Regions from separate parts of the Homo sapiens genome. Here region 2 is linked to region 1. The links are chromatin loops, found by intact Hi-C in ENCODE. Cell type or tissue: endothelial cell of umbilical vein. All regions are shown on one strand. Each heading gives the region's core, and the rest is flanking DNA. Links, peaks and the distances in the headings are about the cores only. Region 1 has its middle 36 kb from the start of TSC22D2. Region 2 has its middle 61 kb from the start of TSC22D2.

Evidence for each region. A loop is a pair of places that touch in the nucleus more often than their neighbours do. Peaks named below come from ENCODE experiments on the same cell type or tissue, not always from the same donor. Only the 100,000 strongest peaks of a DNase experiment are listed, where the experiment ranks them.
Region 2: it touches region 1 in a loop (8-fold over the local background); 2 of 110 quality-filtered maps call a loop at or near these places.

The regions. Positions count from the first base shown.
Region 1 is chr3:150,369,120-150,374,505 of GRCh38, forward strand. No RefSeq gene overlaps it. Among named protein-coding and RNA genes, the nearest start is that of TSC22D2, 36 kb to the right of the region's middle. RefSeq lists enhancers at 916-1,784, 2,743-3,037. In endothelial cell of umbilical vein, for the core only: no CTCF peak of the experiment used is centred there; DNase peaks (open chromatin) are centred at 1,142, 2,892 and 3,722; H3K4me3 peaks cover 691 bases; H3K27ac peaks cover 3,677 bases.
Region 2 is chr3:150,466,616-150,472,001 of GRCh38, forward strand. No RefSeq gene overlaps it. Among named protein-coding and RNA genes, the nearest start is that of TSC22D2, 61 kb to the left of the region's middle. RefSeq lists an enhancer at 2,613-3,113. In endothelial cell of umbilical vein, for the core only: no CTCF peak of the experiment used is centred there; a DNase peak (open chromatin) is centred at 3,186; H3K27ac peaks cover 1,826 bases.

The DNA of each region.
Region 1 (5,386 bases), core at 181-5,180:
ATCAATATGTTAAGCTTTTCCCCTTTCTAATTTTAAGATGAGACACATTTCCACTACTTCCTATTCTCTGCTATAAAAGCAAACAAATAACTGACCATCCCGTCATATTTTTATAAAATATTCTATATTACTTAATAGCTATTTACCCTCAAGGAGGATTCATGGCCTCATCCCTTATTCTTGTCTTTTTGTCTCACACTAGTTCCCTGTATGGGCTGTCCTTTCCTTAACTTCTAATATCAACCTCTTGTTGTTCTACCAGTTCTGTTAGTTCCAGCCAAGTCTCTCCTCCTTCAAGAAGATTCCCTGATCATTTGCTTCAGGGGATTTGTTTCCTTATTAGAACAACCCTATTTTACCATTTGTTTCACTCTTAGGACATTTGACTTTTTTTTTTTTCTTTTTTTTGAGACGGAGTTTCCCTCTTGTTGCCCAGGCTGGAGTGCAATGGTGTGATCTCGGCTCACTGCAACCTCTGCCTCTCGGGTTCAAGCGATTCTCCTGCCTCAGTCTCCCAAGTAGCTGAGATTACAGGCATGTGCCACCACACCCAGCTAATTTTACATATTTTTTTTAGTAGAGACAGGGTTTCTCCATGTTGGTCAGGCTGGTCTCGAACTCCTGACCTCAGGTGATCTGCCCACCTTGGCCTCCCAAAGTGCTGGGATTACAAGCATGAGCCACTGCACCTGGCCTTGACTTCACTTTTTAAGTATTTAGGTACATGCTGGATGTGTCATACATATTTTTATTCTCTGTGTCCCCAGGAATAAATGAATACATTTGATTTCCTTTAATAGAATAAGAATTTAAATAAACCACAGAGGCTCTTTATACTTAAAAACTCTGGGGTAAATTTTCTTGCAATATTCAAACTGTTTTTCAGTCTTTGTTTGTTTTGCTTTTTATTGTGATTTCCGATTTTTAAAATTATTATATTTTTGAAGGCAGGATGCCCATACTGTGAAATTAACAGGTTACATATGTGCAGTATTGATACACTTCCCCTTTAACAAAATTTAATTCACTAATCACATGCATTTCTAAAGCCCTTTGAAAATGTGTGTCATGCTTATGGGTGGCCACATTCCAGAGGGCTGAATATGTGCTAGAAAAGGAGAGGAGGCTTGGGGGTGGGGAGAAAACCCTTACAAGGCAAGAGAACTGAGCATGTGCAAGACTCCTTACTAAACGAAGGAGGGCAGAGGAGTGCCGTTTTGGAAATATCAAGGGGAATGAAAAGAGAAAGAGAATTGACGGGAGAGAGAGGAATCTGCCCACACTCAGGGGATCATCCAGAATTCACAGATGAACAGGGTGCACTCAAGGAAGACTGCCCCTCCATCAGAGCACCACCCCTCAGTGACTGCTGACGTGTAAGACACTTCCAGCATCTTTTTACCAGGCCCCACCCTTGGGGATGCCCAGACCAAGATATCACTCTTTGCACTAAGTGACTCCTGAGATACCAGCCCTTTACCTGACTTACATTCTGTCATCCTGCATCAGAATTGTTTCGAATTTTTAGAGGTATTGTGTTATAATGGTGTTCAATGAAGTTGGAAGAATTCTGGCTCTGCTGCTTAGAAACTGGCAAGTTACCTGATTTCTTGGGACCTCCATTCTCTCATCTGTAAATTAGGACTAATAATACCTACAATGCAGGATATTTGTTAGGATTACACATTAGTTGGTACTCAATAAATGGCAGCTATTGAAAAGCAGTGTAGTATGGTGGTTAAAAGCATGGAGTCTGGATCTAGACAGAGGTTGAATCCTTGCTTTGTTACCTACTGTCTGTGTGACTGATTTTCTATGTGTCTCATTTTCCTAATCTATCAAGTGGGGATAATAATGGCACAGTTTCTATCTCGTAGAGTTGATGAAGAGATATGATGGTTATAATTCAGAGTCTGTCAGATAAAAAGCATTTAGTAGATGGAAGTAGCAGTGGTAGTATCAACAGCAGGAGTAGTAATAATTGTTGTTGTTATTATTATTACAAAATATACAGTGCAAGGCAACAGTTAAGACTGTGTGCTGTGGTGCTGAACCACTTGGATTCACATCCTGGTTCTACTCCTTTCCAGTTTTGTGATCTCACAGTCTCCATTCCCTCATCCTTAACCTGGGAATAATAATAGTATTGCCTTCATAGGATTTAATGAATTAATATATGTAAATTACTTCGAACCTGATAATAAACAATAAATAGTAAACAATAAATTTTAGCCAGAACAGTGATGGTAAACAATAAATAGTAAACAATAAAGGTTAGCCATTATATTCCCAAATTTCAATCAGCTATTGCTCCAGGATTTAGGCATTTCTGTGGGTAGTTTTAAAGTTTGATATCTTATACAATTAAATCAAATGTATGTATTATGTGGTGATTAACCTGTATACCAGTTCCCTGGGAAATAAACGGGCTTTCAGCCATAAAAGGTTTTCAGCTGGGTCCCCGCTGACCATCTCTTCAGTTTCTATGTGTATAGCAGATGGTGGACTGCATTTTTTTAAAGTATTGCTTCTAAAGGGAAGACTATAAAGTTCTTAGAAAAATAAAATGCTCTAATTACAAGAGAATGCCATTGTCTCGGCTGTCTCACCCCACATCTTAATGACCGATACTGTGGAATATGACACAAAGGGAAGAGATCTCATAATTAGGCACATTGGAGAATCTCCTCGTGTGCTACAGACTGTGATTTCCAGTGACACACCAAAAGCCAGCCACTATAAATCCCTTTTTACTTTTCTCTCTGGCTGTACTGCAGTAACAGCACAAGTCGTTCGTTCAGATACCGGAAAGGCTTACAGTCCAGGAAACTTTTTTTTCTTGTCTCCAGCCAATAATCTTGTAGCATGGTGATGTCACCCCACAGTTATGCAATATGACTTAACTGTTGGATAGGTGACAGGAATTCCACGGACACCAAGATCACAATGAAATTGCTTAGCTGCTAAATTAGTCATATTGTACATTAGAGATAAGTCACTTTTAAAAAAGCTGTGATTAACTGCCAGTTCAAATAGTACTATTCTTTGGGTAGGGAAGTCAGGACCCCATCACTCATAGTTTAAATGATCCCATCCAGTTATTCCAGCATCTGAGTAATACAAACAAGGTAGTTATCAAACTTCACAATATCACAGGCCACTTGAAAAGGGACCCAGTGTGAAAAGGAAACACTTTCTATCCTCTATATTTAGGAGGAATTTTGTACAAAATTTCCTGATTGTCTTCCAAAATTAGTAATTTTAATCTCTTGATGACTTTCCTAATCGAAATAGGATGAGAGTAGGATCCTGTTCCTCAATGATGACAAGGATTGTTTAGTATTGTTTTCTTTTTCTCACACAAACTGGGCTCTGTCCTACAAGTCAACTACACTGTGAAAGGGGACTTTTTACTGACCACAAGCCATGATGAGGTAGATGTCACTTATTCTACAATATCGATTGTTAGAATAATCCTTAAATCTTCCCATTTTTAACACATGTGTTAGAAAAACTTAGAAAACACTGAAAAGTACAAAAATAAGCAAAGCCCCCACAGTCCCATCCTTCCCAAAACAACCATAACTAAAACTTGGTTGTAATTTCTTCTAGCCTCAACAAAGATTGAATAAATACAACAGCCTAACAAACTTCTTGCCTGGCAGTGTGCTGAGTGCTGGGCATAGAAAGATAAATAAGACTTCATCACTGCCCCTCAGGAAGTACACAGCTTACTGTAATGGGGTATGTAAACACAAAAAAGGCATTTAGCCCAGGCTGCAGAGAACGGAATGTGGGGTGGAGAAGATGCAAGGGATTATCAGAGCAGATTAGAGAAATCCTAGAGTGGGACTATTCAAAGTTTTGTCCACTAGGTGACTGCAGATTTTACAAGCAACCAATAGAAACTGAGAGTCCTCATTTAAAATTTTCAGAGCAATTTGACAGAGTAACTGTAATTCTGTTGAATCTAATAATTTTTAAAATTGGGTTTGTCTTTTATATTTTTTATCTCATTTTTGTTGTATTTATTTTTATTGTATTTTCAAAAATATCAGTCCACAATGGATTGGAGATTTAAAAATATATAAAACTCTATTCTCATGATGAAGAGTTTGAAAACCACTATACTCAGAGATTCAATAGCTTAGCCAAGTGTAGGGTGACCAACCATCCGGTTTGTGCTAAAACTGGGAAAGTTACAAGCAAATCAGGTGAATTGGCCACCTTAAAAGTGTTTATTTCTAAGAAATAATTATCTTCATGAGTGAATAGATGAGATGAAGGGGAAGCAATCATCATCAAAGAAATAATAGAAGAAAAATTCTCTCAACTGAAAAGAGGTCAGTCATTAGGTCAAAAGGGTTCACTAACGGGCAGCCAAGATTAAAAAGAGTGCTGCAGCTAGCTGTACTTTCTAAATTTCAAGGGCCAAGACAAAAATCCTATATGATTACACAAATTGAGATGAACAAAATAATCAGGTGGTGAAACAGTATTTTCATTTCTAGTGAAATGAAATTTCTAACGAAAATGCTACATTTCTTTAACAAAAAAGATGCTTGCTTTCACTTTCTAAATTGAGAGAAAAGAAATAAGGAAGAATCGTCCTTTATATACAAATGTAACAATGAGGGTAATAAAAGGAAAACAGAAAACAATACCAGGGAAGAGTAACATGAGAAGATGCTAATATTAAGAATTAACATAATTTTTTTGATTTGGCTTCAAATTTGGCTCTCAGCTTCCTGGCTGGGGAAGAAGAGGTTAGAAATCACAATCATTAAAATTGTTGCTATGATGATGAAGGAAGAAGCATATATGTTTCTCAGCAAGACATGTTTTCCTGGTACTGAAATCTAAAACAAATTCAAAGAGTTTAATATTGGGGGCATTAAGTGGTGTGGTAGAGCTACCCTCGATAGCATTTCTACAGTAAACGTAGGAGTGAATTTCACATACCTGCTTCTTGCAGGGATCCTCAGGTCAGTGAAATCAAGATGTCTAAGCACATTATAGCCTATATACCTTATTTGATTCAAGGATAGAACTTAAGAGTACCCTAGAAGAGTAGGTAAGTGGCGTGTCACTTAGTATTCTCTGATTATTTCTCTCAGCCAGGCTTGTAAAATAATAGGTAATTTGAGGTCTCCTAATATCTGAAAGTAAGTTACTCTGGTGCTCTCTATCGCTGATTGAGGGTATACAAAACTTCCAGTTTCACAGGAGATACAATTGGACTTTGTTTACTTTCAGCACTGATATTAGCATTGGACATCAATTCTGTGCGAGATTAGGCTATTATGCTTCACATAATGAATATTATTTTAGTAGGTGTAAAAAGCCTTTAACATTCTTACTGGTTTTATTCCTCCTCTGGCACTCT
Region 2 (5,386 bases), core at 263-5,262, 98 kb after region 1:
CTCCCCTAACTGAAAATATGTTCCCTTCACTTGCTTTTTCAGCTCCTTCCTCTTCCTTTCCACTTTTTCCTCTTCCACGTACAGCTTATCACAAACGCAGTCTGGCTTTAGCTCCCATTGTGCCACTGAAACTGTTCTTGTCAAGGTCATTGATGATCACTTTGTTGCTAATTCTATCCCATATCTTATTGAACTGCTTTACTCCTAATTTCTCTTTATGATCATTTCATTACTCTAGTAGTTTTCTATCTCTTCATTTTCTAACTTCACTTTTTTTTTATAAAGAGTTTCCCTTATAAAAAGTATATAGTTGAATTTTCTTTTCTGAACCAGGCAACACTTCATTCCATGAAATAGAATAAGTGTTCCCAATTTTTTTCTTTTATAGAGATGAAGTCTTGCTATGTTGCCCAGGCTGGCTTTGAACTCCTAGGCTCAAACAATCCTCCCACCTCAGTCTCCCAAGTAGCTGGGACTACAGGTATCCACCACTGTTTCTGGCTTGAATTTTTAATTTCTTAACCCAATCTGTCTTTTGATAGAAAAATTTAATCCATGTCTATTTCATCAGTGGCATATTTGGATGTATTTCTGCCATCTTATTTCATGTTTTCTCCTTAAAATGCTTTCTAGACACCCCACCCCCGCACCGGCCACTGCCTTGCCACACACACACCCTTTTTCCCTTTTCTTGGCTTTCATTCAGTTGTTTCTTATTCATTTTTGATCCCTCTTTTGGTTGGGAAGTTATACATTCCAGATACATTCTTCCAGTGGTTACCTTACAATTTTGTTTATCATTTTGTTGTGGATTTTTCAACCATATACAACAGTGAACTGTATAATGAACTCCCATGTACTTATCACCTAGCTTAAACAATTATCTACTCATGGCCAATCTTGCATTATTTATACTCCCACTCATTTCCCCTCCCCAGGATACTCAAGAATGTCACCCCCCAGAAGGGAGTTCCAAGAGGAGGAGGAAAATGTGAACCCCAGGACGGAATTCTAGGGGGAGGAGGAGAAAGGGCTCTGGGACCTACATATGGGGCTTAAAGTGAAGAGCCTAGGAAACTTGGGGTGAGAGAATGCCAATACTTAGAAAGAATCCATGATCCTCTGGATTATTTTGAAGGAAATCCAAGATATCATAGACTTTATCCATATATATTTCAGCGTATACCTCTAAAGGACAAGGATTTTTTAAAGAAAAATTATAACTAAAATACCATCACCCCACCTCAAAATGAACAATTCCTTAATATTACTAAAAATCTACTCAATGTCCACATTTCCCTGATTATCATAAATTTCTTATGGTGTATTTGTTTGAATGTGGGTCAAAATAAGGTCCATACACTGCAATTGGTTGGCATTCCTCTAAAGTCTCTTTTAATATGTGGGCTCCCCATACCTCTCTTTTCATCTTGAAATTCTTCAAGAATCTCAGTTATTTGCCCCATAGTTTTTTCTGAAGTCTGAGTTTTCCTAATTGCATTCTTATAGAATCCTCTGTCCCTGTATTTCCTAAATTAGTTCTAGAAGTTTAATCAGATTTATATTTTGTCAAGATTAATTCATAAGTGGTGGTATATACTTCCATCATATAATGTCTGTCTCTATTTTGTGATGTTGGAAGCATGGATAATCATTACCTAGACCCATTAGCCTATTAATTCTATTATCCCTTCTCACTCATTAGCGAAATACTTCTCTAAAGAGAGACTTGCCCTTACCAACTATTCAGCTACCCTGTGGTACAGTTTGTATAAGAAAGGGAGAGACTTAGTTCTTTCCTTTTATTTCCCAGTTTTCAAAATAATGAGTTGAGTACCTACAAAGGAATAAAAATAAATAAGGCATGATTAGGGAAGACTTACTCTGATATTTTATTCTGGGAAGAAGGAAAAGAGAATGCAGTGAGTTGATTTAGGATGCTATGACTCAGGTGTTAGTAGAGAGAAGCCAGGAAAAAGCCCCCAAAAAGTTGATAACAGGAAATGGCGACCTGAAGATTTGTCTGTTTACTGCTGAGTCTGGAAGCAACTTCTAAGTGAAGAGTACCTTGAGGGAATAGGGGTGGGAAGCCCATGTCTGGGCAGAGAAAGGGCTAGTTCAGAAGAAGCAACTGCAGGTAAGAAAAGCAGGTCGGTTAGCCCACGGATTCAGAGAGTGAAAAGTTACAGAAATGAGCAGTGGATTTTTCTGGGTTTACTTTCTGCCACACAGAGACTAGACATACTATCCTTACAATCTGACCATGAACCAGGAAGTTTACTAAGAAAGGCTGCATGGGGTAGGTAACATTTAGCACATGCAACAATACTTTTTATTTTATTTTATTTGAGATGGAGTTTTGCTCTTGTCGCCCAGGCTAGAGTGCAATGGCGCGATCTCCGCTCACAGCAACCTCCACCTCCCGGGTTCAAGCCATTCTCCTGTCTCAGCCTCCCTGGTAGCTGGGATTACAGGCATGCGCCACCATGCCAGGCTAATTTTTTGTATTTTTGTAGAGACAGAGTTTCACCATGTTGGTCAGGCTGGTCTCAAACTCCTAACCTCAGGTGATCCACCCACCTTGGCCTCCCAAAGTGCTAGGATTACCGGCGTGAGCCACCGCGCCCGGCCAACATGCAACAATACTTCTAAGCAAGGCGATACAGATCAGCAACTCTGGTGCCGATGTGTTCTATTTCCTTTGGTATCTGTGTCTTGATTCTTCACGCAGACCAATTTTGTTATCATCTTAATGGTCTTTCCCATAAGGAACCCACTAAGAGGTTTCAGTGTTGGGACATTAGCTTAAGAACCTAGGTAGTCAGCACGAGAACCTAGGTCTGTGGGACTCTCCTATTAATGACTCCTCTTACCTACCATTCTCCAGCCAGCGTTGTCTCCTGTTCTTCTCACCTCCCCCTATTCCATCCTGCCCCGAGTAGTCTATTCGTGCTAAAGCATTCACTGAGAAAAACTGTAAAGGGAGAGTCCCTTCTCAGAAACACCAGCTTCTTTTAAAATGGAACTTTTGAAGACCTCCCTGTTCTGTTCTCTGGAGAGAGTGAACAAGTAGAGACTTGGCAATAGCTGTGGAAACACCGCCAGCCTCTTGCTTCCAGCAACCTTGAGTTCCAAACCTGTGAGTCTTAGTTTTATATTCACTGACTTCAGCTTCCTGAACCCATCCCAGTTCAGCATTAGGTAATGGCTGTGATGACAGCTGACTCATCTGGTAATGCAGCTTTCCTGGAGGCTTCCTCTGCTCAGATAATCACACTCTGGGAGGGAAAAAAGGTTACAACAATCTTCTACCCCAGGATACTCAAGAATGTCATCCCCCAGAAGGGAGTTCTACGAGGAGGAGGAGAATGTCAGCCCCAGGAGGGGAGGTCCAGCGGGAGGAGGAGAAGAGGCTCTGGGCCCTACATAGGGGGTTTAAAGTGAAGAGCCTAGGAAACTTGGGGTGAGAAGGTGCCAGTACTTAGAGACAGAAACTGAGTGGTATAAAATGGAATGAGAATCCCCTCATTGCCCTTTGACAGCTGAGAAACTTCAAACTGGGCCCCGTTTGAGGGTAAGTTCTGCGAGAGTAGAGACTTCTACTTATTTATTCACAATTGTATTCCTGGTAACTAGTACGGTGATGTATTGCTTGACAGAAATACATTCTGAGAAATGTGTCGTTAGGATTTTGTCATTGTGCAAACATTATAGAGTGTACTTATACAAACCTGGATGATCTAGCCTACTACACACCTGGGTTATATTGTATAGCTATTGCTGCTAGGCTATAAAACTACAGCATGTCACTGTACTGATACTATACTGTGACACATGGTAAGTATTTGTGTACCTAAACATAGAAAAGGTACAGTAAGGATACAGTATAAAAGATTTAAAATGGTACACCTGTATAGGGCACTTACCATGAATGGAGCTTGCAGGACTGGAATTTGTTCTGGGTGAGTCAGTGAGTGAGTGGTGAGTGAATACGAAGGCCTGGGGGCATTACTGTGCACTACTGTGGACATTATAAACACTGTACACTTAGGCTACACTAAATTTATTTTTAAAACATTTTCCTTTAATAATAAATCAACCTTAACTTATTGTAATTTTTTTTTTTGAGACAGAGTCTTGCTCTGTCTCCCAGGCTGGAGTGCAGTGGCATGATCTCAGCTCACTGCAATCTCTTCCTCCCAGGTTCACGACATTCTCCTGCCTCAGCCTCCCGAGTAGCTGGGACTACAGGCAGCCACCACCACACCCGGCTAATTTTTTTTTGTATTTTTAGTAGAGACGGGGTCTCACCGTGTTAGCCAAGATGTTCTCGATCTCCTGACCTCGTGATCCACCCTCCTCAGCCTCCCAAAGTGCTGGGATTACAGGCGTGAGCCACTGTGCCCGGCCTTTTTTTTTTTTTTTTTTTTTGAGACAGGGTCTTGCTCTGTCACTCAGCCTGGAGCATAGTGGTATGATCATGGCTCACTGCAGCCTTCACTTCTTGGATTCAAGCAGTCTCTCACCTCAGCCTCCCGAGTAGCTGGGACTTACAGGCACATGCCACTGTGCCTGGCTAATTTTTTATAGAGATGGGAGTTTCCCTTTGTTATCCAGGCTGGTCTCGAACTCCTGGCCTCAAGAGATTCTCCCTTAGGCCTCCCAAAGTGCTGGAAATACAGGTGTGAGCCACCATGCCCAGCCACTGTAACTTTTTAGTTTTATAAACTTGAAATTTTTTTAACTTTTTTACTCCTTTGTAATAACACTTAGCTTAAAAGGCAAACACATTCTATAAGTGTACAAAAATACTTCCTTTATATTATTATATAAGCTTTTTTCTATTTTAAAATTTTTTAACTTTTTAAACTTTTTTGTTGAAAATTAAGACACAAACCCACATATTAGCCTAGGCCTACACAGGATCAGGATCATCAACATCACTGCCCTCTACCTCCACATCTTGTCCCACTGGAAGAGGTCTTTAGGGGCAATTACATGCATGGAGCAGTCATCTCCTATGAGAACAATGCCTTCTTCTGAAATACCTCCTAAAGGGCCTGCCTGAAGCTGTCTTACAGCTACCTTTTTTTTTTTTTTTTTTAATAAGTAGGACTGCACTCTAAAAGATAAAAAGTAGAGTATGGTAAATATATAAACCAGTAACATGGTTATTATCATTATGAAGTATTATGTGCTATACATAATTGTATGTGCTAGACTTTTATACGACTGGCAGCACAGTAGGTTTGTTTACATCGGGCATCACCACGAACATGTGAGTAAAGCGTTGCCCTGTGACTTTACTGATGGCGGCCCACAGTTGACCTAAATGTTGTTATGCAGCACATGATTGTACTGTTATTAAATGAATGAATGAGGGTTC